Linked DNA regions of Homo sapiens: region 2 is linked to region 1. The links are chromatin contacts, found by Hi-C or POLR2A ChIA-PET in ENCODE. All regions are on one chromosome and are shown on one strand. The core of a region is the stretch at or near the end of the contact, and the rest is flanking DNA. Distances in the headings are between cores, read along the strand shown. Region 1 holds the start of KCNMA1-AS3 (KCNMA1 antisense RNA 3). Region 2 overlaps KCNMA1 (potassium calcium-activated channel subfamily M alpha 1).

Evidence for each region. Hi-C counts contacts between places; a loop is a spot of excess contacts on that map. ChIA-PET counts read pairs that join two places held with the same protein, here RNA polymerase II (POLR2A). Pooled maps may share reads with other maps.
Region 2: a map of endothelial cell of umbilical vein shows a loop between it and region 1 (4-fold over the local background). The contact joins the enhancer-like site here to the promoter of KCNMA1-AS3 in region 1. A Hi-C loop is called at or near these places in 6 of 168 maps with a recorded cell type or tissue (MCF 10A, PC-3, aorta and 3 more), 1 of 37 single-sample maps with no recorded cell type and 5 of 50 pooled maps. POLR2A ChIA-PET finds 5 or more read pairs at or near these places in 4 of 52 experiments (AG04449, IMR-90, MCF 10A and 1 more).

What each region holds. Positions count from the first base shown.
Region 1 is chr10:77,347,491-77,352,570 of GRCh38, forward strand. KCNMA1-AS3 (KCNMA1 antisense RNA 3) reads left to right here and starts at 3,382. Exons shown (of 6, transcript NR_126365.1): 1 at 3,382-3,920. The region is part of intron 2 of KCNMA1 (potassium calcium-activated channel subfamily M alpha 1); the gene reads right to left. RefSeq lists an enhancer at 2,784-3,983.
Region 2 is chr10:77,383,609-77,388,868 of GRCh38, forward strand. All of the region lies in intron 2 of KCNMA1 (potassium calcium-activated channel subfamily M alpha 1), which reads right to left. Among named protein-coding and RNA genes, the nearest start is that of KCNMA1-AS3, 35 kb to the left of the region's middle. Within about 2 kb of position 3,368, at least 6 of the 41 ENCODE cell types and tissues checked have a DNase peak (open chromatin) inside an H3K27ac peak, as active enhancers do; they include IMR-90, PC-3, ascending aorta and 1 more, where a contact is called at or near this core.

The DNA.
Region 1 (5,080 bases), core at 2,132-4,631:
GGCTGGTTGACAAGAAGCTTTAGAGAGACGCTTGGGGATGGCAGGCTTGCAGCCAGAGGCCAGGGTTTGACTCCTGTATGGGCTGTGTGACCAGGGGCCTCTTTACCGCTCGGGTGTGCTTCACCTCCTTCCTCCATAAGACAAGGACAACTGCATCTTCCCTGTAAGACTATTGGGAATAAAACAATAGGGCTTTGTGACCTTTGACCTAAGGTAGGATTCTTATACTACCCCATGCTCTATGACATGATAAGAAGACAGTACCAACACTCAGCACAGTGTTAAAAGATTCCAGCAAATAATAATGGATACTAACATAATAATAGCTACCATATATAGAATACATTATATTTCAGAAACTGTACTAAAACCTTAATTAAAGCACTTAATCCTCAATGCAACCCTGTGAAGTAGATGCTTTTTATTATCCCCTTTTACAGATGAGGAAACTGAGGCATGTAATGATTAGGTGACTTGCTCAAGGTCACAAAACTAAGTGCTGAAAACTTGGGATTCACATGGTTGCATCAAAACTTTATTGAAAGGATTGGTCAATCCAAGTGAACAACACATCTGGACTGTGCCCCATAGAAACAAGCATTTTAGTTTCACTAGAATCACCGGGATAAACAGAGGCAAGCTAACCCCTTTACTACAGGACATCTATGGTCTTTAACTTGTAAATACGAGGAAACCATCAAGAGGGAGATAGAGTATGCAGCCTTTCCTGAGCTTTGAGGGGCAACAGTGTGCTCTGACATACGATTCGAGATGTACCAAGTCTGAGTCATTTACCCTAAATAGAACAGCCTTCCATTGGCTGTTGGAAACACAAAGTAAAACCCAAAGAAGAGAGAAAGCAAAAGTGAAGAGGCCATTGTCCTCGATCCTTTATCTTTTGTTCTCTGATTCAGATCAGGAGAGGTGTGTATGCCTGCAGACCTGGACACCCGCAAGCCACATGCTGAATGAAGGCCCACAGAAGTCCCAAAAAAAGATGGAACCAGGGAAAGGAGGTCAGCCTGGAACAGTCCTGGGAAGCTGAGACCCAGCCCAGAACCTGCTGGAATCAATAGTCTTTAACACAACTGTGACATTAGCTTGGGCTGCTGGGATCCGTCTTGAAAGAAGAAGCTTTGTATATTTCTGCTCTTATTCCCCACAGGATCCAGAAATATATTTCTGTAATTCTTTTAGCTGATAAGTATGAAAAACAGAATTTTAAATATTCCAGTAGGGACCTGACAGAACAGGGCCATCTTCATTAGCTGCTGAATTTCCCAATGACTCCTAGAAATTGACACAATTAGACAAAATTAAGTGCTTCTGTCCTGAGGATAGGCCGCCACTGTTCTTTAGGGCATATCTTTGCAAAGGAAGGTGCTGGAATTCCTCACAAAAGCCACATCCCTCTCTCTCTCACACTCTTTCTCTGAGCAAATCTAAAATCTAGTGCCAAATTCCTTGGAGCTAATTCTAAAACCAGGAAAGCTTTTTGTAAGATTATAAAGATTGTATTGGACTTTGAAGATGAGTCCCTTTGCTCAGCAACTTACTTTCTTAATGCAATCCCTGAATTCTCCTTGCTATGCTCTGAATGTTTATGCCTGCCCACCCCCAATTCATACGTTGAAACCTCATCACCAATGTAATTATATTAAGAGATGAAGCCTTTGGGAGGTGATAACGTCATGGAGACAGAGCTCTCATGAATGAGATTCATGCCCTTATAAAAGAGCCTCCAGAGAGCTGCCTTGCCCCTTCCACCATGTGAGGACACAGCAAGAAAGTGCCATCTATGAACCAGACAGCGGGCCCTCACCAGACACCAAATCTGCTGGTGTCTTGACCTTGAACTTTCCAGCCTCCAGAACTGTGAGAAATAAATGTGCTTATCAGCCCCCCAAGTTTATGGTATCTTGTTACAGCAGGCCAAACAGACTAAGACATTCCTCCATCCTCCCATCGACTGGGCAAAAGGATAATATTACTTCCATTTCTATGGTGATTATGGAAACTCAGACCCAGCAAGTGGCTCCCAACCCACTGGGTGAGTAAGCAGGGAAACTGAGGTTAGGAAATGAACTCAGTTCCTTTTCTCCCCATCATCTTTTCTCCCCTATAAGAAACTTATCAGCAGTTCTTTTGCATGTAGAGTCAATCAGAAAATCATTAGCCAAGGTCAGACAAGAAACCACAGCTTTGGTTTCTTTGATTTCAAGGTTAGAATAAGAGCAATGGAACTTTAAAGAGCATGGATGGTAGTAACTGTCTCTGAGAAGCCAGCCACTCAAACTTTCCAGGCCCAGAATCAACATTTATTTGGAAAAACTTTTTGTTGTCCATTTTTTTAAAGAGCTCTAAACTTCCAGTGAGTCTTATGTAGATCTATTTATATGCCCATTTCTTCTTTTATTTTTTGAGACAGAGTCTCGCTCTGTCACCCAGCCTGGAGTATAGTGGTACGATCTCGGCTTGGCTCACCGCAACCTCTGCCTCCCAGGCTCAAGCGATTCTCCTGCTTCAGCCTCCCGAGTAGCTGGGACTACAGGCGCCTGCCACCACACCCGGCTAATTTTTGTATTTTTAATAGAGATGGGGTTTCACCATGTTGGCCAGGCCAGTCACAAACTCCTCACCTCAGGTGATCCACCAGCCACGGCCTCCCAAAGTGCTGGGATTATAAGCATGATCCACTGTGCCCAGCCTACATGCCCATTTCATAGGCAAGAATACTGATGCATAGGGCACACCACACTTTACAGGCACAAGAATGAACAAGTCTTTAGAGGGTAACTATTTCTTGTGCAAGAATCAAATGCAACTGCTGACACTTACAGTTTTATCACTGGTGACAGCATGAGTGGCTGAGTGAGCAGGATGAATCTTGAGCCTGGGGTGTAGACCAGAGCAGGGGCTTCCAGGTGCTCACACCTCTGGAAAGCAAGAGGAACTGGAACAGTTGGAGTTCAGAATAGGCTAAAAAATCTCCTGCCAGTCTTCACAGCAGAATCTCTGAGTGGAGCACACAGCCATTTTGAAGTTGGCCTACTTGGATGCCAGGGCTCAAAAATTCTAATGTGGCCAAAGAAACCTTCAGAGAACTACAGCAAATTCAACTGATAAATTTGTTCTACTCTAGAAAAGACACTGCCAAAATTCCAGTCCCTATCTATCAGGGACCTTGGATAAGTCCCTTCCCCTGCATGCATATCATCACAGACCATCCTCATATGGGGGTGGGGAGGGTGTCTCTCTCCCCTCTTCAGCTGCCTTCCTACCTCCAGGGGTGCACCAATTCACTGTGATGACCTCACAATCATGCCTGGTGATTATGAGGACTTAGTGGGATGATGCTCTGGGCAACCACAGGGATTGCTCACCGGTGACTCAGTGGTTGACTCAAAGGCTAGAGGGTGGTTTGGGGGTGGAGGCAGAGGTCCAGTGAGCTGGGCTCCACCCTTTCTCTCCCTGCAGTCCCAACTCCATTTTTATCTGTGCTATATGTTGGAGTCTAGCCAAGATGTCATTTGAACAAAGATTCTGAAAGATCAAAGAAAAAAGTTTGAAAACCACCAGGACAATGCTTTCAGGGGACTTTATCCAAAAGACTGCAACAATGTAAAGAGATACGATTGCTTTTATTACTGTGATATGTTTAAAGTATTATAAATTTTTTAAGAGCTTTGTAAGTGACAGAAGTGAAGACATGCTCATTTTAATGTTACCAGTCAACTCTGAGAAGACTAAAGGTCAAGGGACAATGAAAATGTGACCCTTACCAACGACAGAAACTCCCAGGAAGCCACAATTAACTCAAGACCACCAGGATATTTGGGGAAGTTTATCCTTCTGGAAACCAGAATTTCTGATTTGTGGAAAATTCTATAGATATTCTCTGCCAGACTCCAGCCTATTTGGTAAGCTGGCCACAGATGATTTAGAACACAATGACCCTGATACTCACTAGAGCTCTGAGTGTGGCTGGATAAGCCCATTTCAGCAGCATGTCAGCCCCTCCCTGAACTAGGCTCTGTCACTCAGATCTCAGATCTTAGGGCAGCTGTAGTCTGCCCCTTGCTTTCTTATTACCCCAGATAACCAATGTTATCCTCTGTTTTTCCTTCCTCCCAGGGGGAAAAGAATTCAGAACCCTAGTCTGAGTATATGAATTAGACTCTGCAAATTGTTTATATGAGTCATTCTCAAAACTAGGTCTGGAGGGTCCCCAAGAGATCCACAAATTTCTTGCAATATTCATGTAACAATGTTCATCTCTTTAGATCTATTACCATTGAGTAACCCATTGATATTTAACAACAAAACAACAGCAAACACCATCCTGATAGCTTTAAAAGCAACCCTGTTCTTCTAATTGTTTCTAGTGCATGCTTTTTGAAGCTAAACTAGTAGACTGGATTGTCCTCAAGTAGACTGGCTCACCAAAGGTGTCCACAACAAGAACATTTCAAGTTCAGATTGGACAGGAATATTTATGAGGGTTTGACCAGTGCTAGACTTGCCAGACAATGTGCCTGAATAGTCTCCCTGAACTTCTCTCTTAAACACAAACAAGATCCTATGCTGGCTTTCTGGCCACACCTGTGCCAGCCACAAATGGGCTAAAACACGTGAAATGTGCTGTCCGCGTGCAGGGTTCAAATCAGATAACAAAATACACATTGACGGTTCTCTATAGAATGAAAAATATCCTACTTTCATTGCATGCTGGTGTTGGGTCAGAAAACAACAGTTTCTTATTTCTCCTGGTTAGTGGTCCTTTGGAAATCACAGAGGAAATACATGCAGAGAGTTAAGAGGACTACTTCACATCTGTTGTCCCGTGATGCTACTTAACTGAACACTACACTCATGTGCCCATTCCCGTTCCCTTTCCCCTTTATGGTAAATGTTGTCCCATATGACTTTGTGATTGATGGAAATGTTCTCTATCTGTGCTGCCCAATATGGTAGCCACTAACCACACATGGCTATTGAGTACTCAAAAGGTGGCTAATGCAAAGAGAAACTGAACCTGTAATTTCATTTAAACTTAAACAACCACTCGTGTCTAGTGGCT
Region 2 (5,260 bases), core at 2,118-4,617, 36 kb after region 1:
AGTTTAATCTATACAAAATATTATCAATAAGTAATCAATATAAACATTATAATAAGGTTTTTTTACAGTCTTTTTTTGTACTAAATTTCCACTTACAGCATTGTTGCTTTTTTAGAGACAGGGTCTCTCTGGAGTGCACTGGCATGATCATAGCTCACTGCACAGTCCTTGAACTCCTGGCCTCAAGCGATTCTCCTGCCTCACCTCCAAAGTAGTTGGGACTACAGGTGTGCACTACTACTCCCAGCTTTACAGCACACAGCAATTCATATTTCAGATGCTCACTGACCACCGGTGTTGGACTGCCCAGGTTTAAAGTTTCTCAGGCTTGTGCGTGCTCAGCCAGCTCATGGGCATCTCCAAGGGACAGCAGCATGCTGTATGTTTATGAAAGATTTGTGCGTCACCATCAGCTCTCTGGGGCAGTTTGCGATTCACCGCAGGACCCTAGATGGTGTCTGACTCTAATGGTTCTAGATCAGCCTCTCTAACCCCCGCGGAGATCACTGGCATCACGCTGATGGACAATACAAGATCTGAAGCCTAAATGAGAGCTTTTCCTGGTGGAGCAAATACCGTGCCTCCATCACCCAGCTGTGATTTCATCTCCCAGTTGAGAACATGACCTCAATGGCAGAGGTAGGGACAACACCTATGCAGCTGCACAGGCACTCCCAGGTTGGACCAATAATAAATAAACACATTCCTACTTGGAAAGAGGGCAGCATGTGTGCAGGGTTGAGGCAAGCCGTGGTTGCCATGGAAACCAGCCAGCATCACTCCAGACTTTTTCCCTGGTGCTCGGATCATTGGTGGCTGACGAAGCCCAGTGGAGAGGCATTGTTCCTGTACTTATGGAAACCTTCCAAATAGGCCCATTATGATGAAAGCACATCAAAGAGGGAATGATGACGTACCTTTACCATCCATCGTCACATCCACTGTTTGTCCTGGGTAATACCCAAAAGAGAAGAAAATAAAGCCACTCTTGCCACAGAGGGAAATAACTGGAGAGCACTGAGGTATGACACTAGGGGTAGCAAGGTGGTCCCCAAAGGGGAGGCAATGAAACTGCCCCATCTCACCACCATAGTGAATGCTCGACTGGACAAATGGTTATGGCTTCAGGGATTTGCTACCTGCCCAAGCTGACTTACAACTCACTTTCTATGGCAAGCCTCTGGTTTGCTCTCTTTCTGGAGCCACGTATGTTTGAGATCTTCCCATTCATTCATTCTTTCCTATGCCCATTCATTCCTTCACTCATTCTTGAATGAGAAGCACCATGGTAACATGAAAACAGCCTGGGTCATCGAGTCATGAGATCCCAGATTTAAATCTCAGTTCAGATGCTTATTGGATGTGTGATCTCACCTAAGCTATTAAAGATTCTCTGAGCCTTGGTTTTCTCACCTGTAACATGGGGACAAGAGAAGAATAATGTTTGCCACTTGTCTTCTACACAGTCATACTCAATGTGTTTATACATGATTTATATCTCATTCCATTTTGATCAACAATTACCCAACAGAGAGCCTGGTCTCTCCAGATACTCAATAAGATTATTGAATTATTGATTATTGAATAAAAATATGACAATGTGCTTTCACATATATTTCTTCTCTCTCTCTCTCTTCAAATTTCATTTTCACAGCAATCTGGTTCAAGGTTGTTTCAGCCCAGCACAGGACAAAGAGGATTATAAAATTAAACCACATGTTTCTGACTCTCAGTGAACTTACAGTTTACTATGTTTTATTAACAATGTATACAACACTTAGTCTGCCCCAGCTACTGTACTAAGTACTTTATAAATATTAGGTCATGTAATCTGCATAATAACCCTATGAGGTAAGTACTACGATTGTCTTCTGTCACTGGCTCAGGGTCACACTAGTACATGGCAGAACAAAGGTCAAACTCAGCCAGTCTGGCTCTATAGCCTGTGCTCTTAACCACTCAGCCTCATTGCCTTTAGAGTGGATAAGTCACATTCACAAGTGTATGCGAATACTCTCCAAGACTGATGGATTCAGAGGAGGAAACACTATGCACTGCATCTTAAAGATGAGGTAGGATTTGAACACATGGAGTGCATGGAGGAGAGCAGAAGAAGGACAGGTTGGAAAGAGGATAGGGGCCCTGACCATTTGCTTGAAGTGTTTGGGCTTTAGACCTTGGAAAGCCACTGAAGGTCTCTGAGCCATGGGGAAACCTAAGCAAAGCTGGCTTTGGGGAAAATTCATCTGGCAATAGCATGAAAGATGGACTGAAGCGGGGAGATGGGACAAATGAGGAGAGTGACATGTAGCTGCTATAATGAGTGAAGGAAGGGGTCACAGGGCTTAAGCCAGGACAATGGAAAAAGAAGCATCAAGGGCAAATCCATAGGACGTGCCTCCTACCAGGATGTAATATGTCTCCCCGAGTTTCCCACCAAAACTTTCACATCAGAAACAAGTTCCAAGGAGCACTCACTGGGCACTTTCGTGGCCATCCAGAGTGGCACATGGGTGCTCTATAGCACTGCTTTCCTCAAAGGAAACATGGGGTCATCTTGAGCAGCTGGAAACACTGGCTGAGCCTTTCCTAGTTGCATGCAGCCATTTACTGAGGCCAAGGGGGCAAAATCTAATCCTGACAAAGAATCCTGGCCACCTCAAATGCAAAAGATAGCCAAGTACAACGAACCATAGTCCCGTTTGTTATAATGTCCTATAAATCACAGCCTAGGCCTTACAGTTAATAGGGCTTTCTATTCCAATTCCCATTATGCTGGAAGGGGAAGAGGAAGAATTGAGGAACGAATGAGGAGTCTGAGAGTGAGTTACGGCCCAAGAATATGACTTGTCAGCCGTCTTCCAAGCTCTACCAATTGCCTGAAATTCTCTATCCAGTCGTAGGTTTGCATAAATTCCTGGAGAAGGCTTTGTCTGATACCACAGTGAAACAGATGCCAGGGTGCAGGCACAACAGGTAGACTCATAAAACTGGTAAAGAGAACTTTGCTTTGACAAAAGCTGGAGTTTTCCTTGTTATTTATCTTTCCTATTTGAAGCCTTGAAATCCCATTTTCATCTTGATGGAGATGATAAACTCTTAGAAAACTTTTATGGCTCCCAGGATGAAACTGAGGACTCTGCCTCTGCTCCCCACTGCAATTCTGGCAGGCTTTTAAATTCAAGTCAGGGCAGAAACTGTTTTTGGTCAGAGGCAAAATGTATTTATCTCTGTAAGCACAGCCATTAAGATGTGAGCATGAATAGCTAAGAGAAAGAACATTAAGGGAGAAACAGGAAGAAATAGAAGGTGAGGCTATGATGGAAGGAAATGATGACGCATCAACCCCCACCAAAAGCTTTTTACAGTGCCGGGGGAGTGGGGCACAGGGAAAGGCATCTGCAGCGATTGGGAGAAAGAACCCGGGAGTGGGCTGAGGGGAAGGCTTTGCAGTGGGAGGGCTGTGATCAGCGTGTGCTTCATGCAAAGAGAATTTTGAGAGTGGACATAACAAACAGGAAAATTGTGCTTGCATTTCTGTTTGTCTGTAGAATCACTGTGGCTCTGAAATCCACCCCCTCTGCTCTCCAAACACTAAAGAAAGTCTCCAGATGGAAAAATCTGAAGTCAGGCTGCAATATGAAAAAAGAAAAGAAAAAGAAGGCTGCTACAGGAAGCTGACAAATTTGCTGTTTCTCTGAGGTCTAACCTATGCAGCTGGGGTATCAAATACTAGACAGGGTCAGGAGACATGTCTGAAACTGACCAAATGACCTTGGACAAGCCCCACTTTAATCACACATAATGTAAACTTTAGGGAATGTGACCTAGAACAGGTAGCTAAGGCACAAATAACACTAGTACTACCACCCTCCAAGCTGGCACTCATGGCAGGCATCATTAGTCAGTCATGGAATTGTTCTTTTCTTTTCTTTTCTTTTCTTTTCTTTTTCTTTTCTTTTCTTTTTTTTCTTTTCTCTTTTCTTTTCTTTTCTTTTCTTTCTTTTCTTTTCTTTTCTTTTCTTTTTAGATGGAATCTTGCTCTGTCACCCAGGTTGGAGTCCAGTAGCGTGATCTCGGCTCACTGCAACCTCTCACTCCCAGGTTCAAGTGATTCTCCTGCCTCAGCCTCCCAAGTAGCTGAGACTACAGGTGCCTGCCAGCATGCTCAGCTAATTTTTACATTTTTAGTTGAGACAGGGTTTTAGCATGTTGGCCAGGCTGGTCTTAAACTCCTGACCTCAAGTGATCCACCTGCCTTGGCCTCCCAAAGTGCTGGGATTACAGACGTGAGCCACTGCACCCAGCCCTCGGAATTCTTTAGAGCAGAGCCATTATGACTGTTTGCTGCTGAACCTTAAATCTTTGGCCAAATATTCTCTGTAGCTGCTACTGATCAATCAGAATGAACCCAGAAGATGAAAGCTGATGAAAGATGATGAAAGTTCACCATTGCTAGACTTGATCTCTTCTAATCCTTAAACACTAGAGCCAGATAAGATTGCATGTCATGTGTAATCTCATTATAGACATCCTTAACTAAGTCCTACCTTGGTTTTCTTTTCTCTTTGGCCTTCTTTCCAAGTCTTAGCAGCCAAGGCTGTGAAATAAGAACTGGTATGAAGGCTCTTCATTCAACTCCACATCTGAAGCTCTGAAAGTGACCTTGTGCACTTTTCTTGAGCCTCTTTACTTTACGTTCCCCCATTCTGCCACAAAGCTCCTGGTGGGGCTGGTGTCTCCTCTACTCTCCTGCTGATTTCATCAAGGTAAAGAATTCTATTCCTTTTCAAATGCTTTGAGATCATGGGATAGAAGACAGCCTGGGGAAGTTCAAAGACGTTTAATCATTAGCCTCAGTTCTTTTGAAAATTATTAAAGAGCCCAGAATTAGAAATTCAGATTTCCTCCAAATCCCTGAGAACAAACAACTCTCTTGTAAATGGCTTAATGTGTCTGTTTAATGTACACAAAATTATCTTTCAGGAAAGTGGATTGTTTTTTATATCATTTTGCATCTCTAAAATATACCACCTATGGCAAAAGGATTGGGATTCAAAGTCTGACAAAATCTACAGCAGAAATAATTAGCACCAGAGGCTGTTTCTGAGAGTTAAATGAAAGAGAAACTGGTTATTTATTTATTTCTTTTCTCTCTATCTGTATCTCTCCATCTCAGCCCCGGGAAGAGGAATTGTATCTCTTGGTGCTAGAAGGGTGGCTTGCTGAATTGCCTTTACAAGGTTTTTTTCTGTAAGAC